2 separate regions of the Homo sapiens genome follow, and region 2 is linked to region 1. A link is an interaction called in ENCODE POLR2A ChIA-PET data of the cell type or tissue named here. Cell type or tissue: endothelial cell of umbilical vein. All regions are shown on one strand. Links, peaks and the distances in the headings refer to the core of each region. The heading gives the core; the rest is flanking DNA.

Evidence for each region. Peaks named below come from ENCODE experiments on the same cell type or tissue, not always from the same donor. Only the 100,000 strongest peaks of a DNase experiment are listed, where the experiment ranks them.
Region 2: POLR2A ChIA-PET joins it to region 1 with 8 read pairs; 4 of 35 experiments call an interaction of 5 or more read pairs at or near these places.

Annotation. Positions count from the first base shown.
Region 1 is chr11:110,326,975-110,329,891 of GRCh38, reverse strand. LOC124902752 (a long non-coding RNA gene) reads right to left here and starts at 1,491. Exons shown (of 2, transcript XR_007062884.1): 1 at 1,369-1,491. In endothelial cell of umbilical vein, for the core only: no CTCF peak of the experiment used is centred there; DNase peaks (open chromatin) are centred at 1,191 and 1,531; H3K4me3 peaks cover 516 bases; H3K27ac peaks cover 1,245 bases.
Region 2 is chr11:110,193,403-110,196,319 of GRCh38, reverse strand. It overlaps a transcript of RDX not described here. Among named protein-coding and RNA genes, the nearest start is that of ZC3H12C, 100 kb to the right of the region's middle. In endothelial cell of umbilical vein, for the core only: no CTCF peak of the experiment used is centred there; a DNase peak (open chromatin) is centred at 1,699; H3K27ac peaks cover 1,973 bases.

The DNA of each region.
Region 1 (2,917 bases), core at 311-2,810:
GAAAGAAAAAGCTTTTTCAGGAGAGAAATTTAAGCAGGCTGTGGAGTGACCACTTGCTAGACATGTTTGCATAATTAAAAGAGAGCCAGGTGCTAATATCTAAGACAATTGAGAAAATGCCTCAAAGGCATTTCACAGATCTCTGCAGCAGCCCCTCCCATCATAAGCTCTGAGGCCTAGGAGGACTGAATGATTTTGTGGGTCAGGCTCAGGGCCCCACTGCCTTGTGCAGCCTCAGGACACTCCTTCCCACAACCCAGTCACTCTAATTACAGCCTTGGCTCAAAGGGGCCCAGGTACAGCTCAGGCTGCTACTTTAGAGAATGTAAGCTGTAAGCCTTGGTGGCTTCCAGGTGATGTCAAGCCTATAGATGCACAGAATGCGAATGAAGAACACTTGGCAGCCTTCACCTAGATTTCAGAGGATGTATAGAAAAGCCTGGGCTGGGTGTTGTGGCTCACACTTGTAATCCCAGCACTTTGGAAGGCAGAAGCAAGTGGATCACTTGAGCTCAAGAGTTCAAGACCTGAGCCTGGGCACATGGTAAAACCTTGTCTCTACAAAAAAAATTAGCTGGGAATGGTGGTATTTGCCTGTTTTCCCAGCTACTAGGGAGGCTTAGGTGGGAGGATCGCTTGAGCCTGGGAGATTGAGGCTGCAGTTAGCCACAATCAGAGCACTGCACTCCAGCCCGTATGACAGAGCAAGACGTTGTCTCAAAAAAAAAAAGAAAGAAAGGGAAGGAAGGAAGGAAGGAAGGAAGAAAGAGAATAGACTAGCTGTATTTCCTAGGCTAAGGATTCCTAAGCCTAGCTGGGGAAGGTGACTGCACCCACCTTTAAACACAGGGCTTGTAACTCAGCTCACACCCAACCAATCAGGTAGTAAAGAGGGCTCACTAAAATACAAATTAGGCTAAAAGCAGGAGGTAAAGAAATAGTCAAATCATATTATCGCCTGAGAGCACAAAGGGAGGGACAATGATCGGGATTTAAACCCAGGCATTTGAGCAGGGAGTGGCAACCCCCTTTGGGTCCCTTTCCATTGTATGGGAGCTCTGTTTTCACTCTATTAAATCTTGCAACTGCTCACTCTTCTGGTATGTGTTTGTTCTGGCTCGAGCTGTCCACCACTGCTGAATGCCGCTGTCACAGACCTGCCACTGACTTCCACCACTCTGGATCAGGCAGGGTGTCCACTGCACTTCTGATCCAGCGAGGCACCCATTGCTGGATCGGGCTAGAGGCTCACTATTGCTCCTGCACTGCTAAGTGCCCAGGTTCATCCTAATCCAGCTGAACACTAGTCACTGGGTTCCACAGTTCTCTTCCGTGACCCACGGTTTCCAATAGAACCACAACACTCACCGCATGGCCCCAAGGTTCCATTCTTTGGAATCCAGGAGGCCAAGAACCCCAGGTCAGAGAACAAAAGTCTTGCTGCCACCTTGGGAGCCGGCCGCCACCATCTCGGGAGCTCTAAGAACAAAGACCCGACTGTAACACAAGGAAGGGAAGGGAAGGGGAGGGGAGGGGAAGTGAGGAGAGGGGTCAACTTCCTGTGCAGGTGTGAGAAATTACTCACATAATCAACTTGATAGCCACAGTATGAAACATCAGTGTGACCACAAATACACTCATAAACACACACGCTATCTCATGTTTGATAAATTGTTCATGCGGGTCTTTTTTTTTTTTTTTTTTTTTTTTGAGGCGGAGTCTCGCTCTGTCGCCCAGGCTGGAGTGCAGTGGTGCAATCTCAGCTCACTGCAAGCTCCGCCTCCCAGGTTCACACCATTCTCCTGCCTCAGCCTCCTGAGTAGCTGGGAGTACAGGCGCCTGCCACCACGCCTGGCTAATTTTTTGTATTTTTAGTAGAGACGGGGTTTCACCCTGTTAGCCAGGATGGTCTCTATCTCCTGACCTCGCGATCCGCCCGCCTTTGCCTCCCGAAGTGCTGGGATTACAGGCGCGAGCCACCGCGCCCTGCCAGAGTCATTTATTTTTATTTTTATTTTTATTTTTAATCATGGTAAATATATATAGATATTTAAAATACAAATATTTTCATCTTAACCATTTTAAGTGTACCATCCCGTAGTGTTAAGTATATTCGCATTGCTGTGAAACCAATTTGCAGAACTTTTTCATCTTGCCAAACTGAAACTGTATGCCTATTAAACGATAACTTCTCATTTCCCCTCTCCCCAGCCCCTGGCAACCAGCACTCTCCTTTCTGTCTCCATGAATTTGACTACTCTGAATATCTCATATAAGTGGAATCATACAATATTGGTCATTTTGTTTCTGGCTTATTTCACTTATCATAATGCCCTCAAGTTTCATCTATATTGTAGCATATAATGGGATTTTCTTTTCTAAAGGTGAATAATATTCCATTGTATGTATATATCACATTTCGTTTATCCATTCATTCACTGGTGGACATGGGTTTCTTCCACTTTTGGGCTAGTATGAATAATGCTGCTATGAATTTTGGTGTACAAATACCTCTTCAAAACTCTGTTTTCAATTCTTTTGAGTATTTATCTAGGAATGAAATTGCTGGATTATGTAGTAATTCTACTTTTAATTTTGAAAAATCACCATACTATTTCTCATACCAGCTGTTACTTTACATTCCCACCAACAGTGCACAAGAGTTCTAATTCGTGGGCTGGGTGTGGTGGCTCACTTTGGGAGGCCGAGGCGAGCGGATCACAAGGTCAGGAGTTTGAGACCAGCCTGGCAAACATAATGAAACCTCGTCTCTACTGAAAATACAAAAAATTAGCTGGATGTTGTGTGCCTGTAATTTCAGCTACTTGGGAGGCTGAGGCAGGAGAATCTCTTGAACCCAGGAGGTGGAGGTTGCAGTGAGCTGAGATCGCGCCATTGCACTCTAACCTGGGTGACA
Region 2 (2,917 bases), core at 325-2,824, 130 kb after region 1:
CATCAACTAACCATGACTAAATGTTAACTTACAAAATGTGCAAAGACATTCAGGGTCATGCCTTTTCAACTGAATGTTGATAATACGAGTGTTCAAGTTGAGTTTTCTTCTTTCTTGCCTGACTTTCCTATTCACTTTCTGTGTCTTCATGCAGGCCCCTGGCTACTGACTTATGGGAAGCTTTAGGATAAGGACATACCTGGTGTTCTGAATGTGTATATCCCCCAAAGTCTGCAATCTCAGCTGGAACTGGATGGACCAGTATTCCATTACCCAGGGCCCTGGCTCATGGTTCTCTCCTCTTCTCAGTTTACTGTTGGATTTCCCTTTCTTGCTATTCTCTTTCTCTCCAGACCCCTCTCAATTGCCTTTCCTAAAGACAGACCTTAGCAAGATGGGCCAGGACTTGGGACTTCGCACAGCACCCTGCAGTCCCAAGCCAGCATCTACTGCACCCCATCTTCAGGACTCTATCCCCCAAACATGCTGGAAGGCATCAGCTTATGAGAACCCACTTTTTTCTGCATGACTAGCTTGTAAGGAAGAATCTATGGACAGGATTTCCAAGAATTTCCCACTTTTTCAAAAAATGTATGTGACTTATATTTGGCTTCAATCCAAGAGCAAACTCAGTGGTGAACAGCTCCATTTCTGTGCACATGTTGGTGGAATCTGCAGAAATCGATGCAACATTTCTTTCCTGTCTGGGCTGTTTGTATAATTGTATATAAATGTAGCAATAAATATATTCTAACATCAGCCTGAGCCTTACTGCGCACTTGATTCTGCATCCTGGTGGTAGGCGGTGAATATTGCTTGCCTGCCCCATCTCAGGTTCCCATCTTCTCTGATTTCAGTTACTTCGGACCTGGCCAGTGTTTGGAGAAAGAGGGTTGAGGAGAGTTCAGTGGCAGAGCTGGGATGTGAAGCAGCATTATTAATTCATAAGATGGCACTAGTCCTGGCACTTTGAGGTGTTTTGAATGTCCAAGGACCGAAGCTTAGAGGATTGGGTGACAGTTTGTGACATGAGTCAGCTGCATTAACAGTCACTCTGGCTGGGCACGGTGGCTCACGTCTGTAATCCCAGCACTTTGGGAGGCTGAGGTGGATGGGTCACGAGGTCAAGAGAGCGAGACCATCCTGGCCAACTTGGTGAAACCCCCCTGGGCATGGTGGTGTGTGCCTGTAATCCCAGCTACTCGGGAGGCTGAGGCAGGAGAATCGCTTGAACCCGGGAGGTGGAGGTTGCAGTGAGCTGAGATCGCACCACTGCGCTCCAGCCTGGACGACAAAGCGAGATCCTGTCTCAAACAAAACAAAACAAAACAAAACAAAACAAAAAACAACCAAAAAAGTCACTCTTACAGCCTTCAAGAGCATGTTGTGCTGTGATTATTTGACAGGTATCTGCTGGGCACGAAGTTACCCCTTAAAGATTTTCTGAAAAACCCCACAAAATATGCCAACATGACATAGGATTTTCCATCTGTCACTGATGTTTTTCAAGGATATTAAGTCTAGTTATTTTAGAGACAACCTCCTCCTACAGGGGACACTAGGCAGATACAATATTGTTTGTCTAATATCAAGGAATATTTATTCCCAAAGTGGTCTCTTGTAATTTATGTGAAATCTTTGGTTATCAGGCACTTTTATAACTTAAAGGATAACCACATAGTTGTGGTTTCTTATCAAATTATGGTTTCTCAGTCCTCTCCTTGATTATAAGTGGAAGTTGGCATAAAATCATTCAGTCATAAGACCTGGGAATGCAAGAAACGAAAAGTTGTAATATCCGGCTGGGTGCAGTGACTCACCCCTGTAATCCCAGCACTTTGGGAGGCTGAGGTGGGCGGATCAGTTGAGGTCAGGAGTTCCAGACCAGCCTGGCCAACATGGCAAAACCCCGTCTCTACTAAAAATACATAAATTAGCTGGGTGTGGTGGCAGGTGCCTGTAGTCCCAGCTGCTCGGGAGACCGAGGCAGGAGAATCGCTTGAACCCGGAAGGCGGAGGTTACTGTGTGTCAGGATTGCGCCACTGCACTCCAGCCTATTGTTACCCTATGGCAGGGGCAAACAGCTCTTGCAAGATTACTTTTTGTGTATTAAAAAATACAGCCTGGAAGAGAATTGAGGAAATCATCTGTCAAGCTCTTTAAAACATTGAACAAGTAACTCTGAAGAGTTGTGCCACATCTGTTCTTACTCTCACCTTTTAATAGATATATCAGGGAACCTGAGGCTCCAGGTCAAAAGATAAAGAGGGCACAGCGTGGGCCGCTGCCTTCAACAGCTAATTCCTGTGCAATGCACTGGGCAAAAACCTTTTCTACATATGGGTTTTTCTAGCCAGGACTGGTGATATGAAGGGACGTTATTATAAAATGTATGGGACAAATTACCAATTGCTTCGGTTTATAATGCAGTAAGAGAGAATCCCAATTAGAGATAATGCTGTATAATCAAAAGTTTGGTTAATGAAGCTGTGAAGGATTGAGAGTTTTCAGCCTGTGGGTGTTAAAACCTGGGCATTTGCTGCGGCTCTGCCACTAATTAGTAGTTGGAATTTGGACACATCACTCCAACTCTCAGGGCCTCCGATTCCTCTGCTGTAAAATGAGGTGTTTGGACTAAATGATTTCTAAGGTTCTTTTTGTTCTTAGAGTGTCTTCTTTGGAAGAGGGAAAGGAGTAGCATAATTTTCATGTTAAAGAGGAAGGTCATTAGATGGCAAAAATGTGCAGTTGAGAGGAGAAAATAGTTTATTCTATTTTGTTTTGTAATTTCAAGATTTATTTTAGATGTAGGGTGTACATGTGTAGGTTTGTTACATGAATTTATTGCATGATGCTGAGGTTTGGGGTATGAATGATCCTGTCACCCGGGTAGTGAGCATACTACCCAATGGGTGG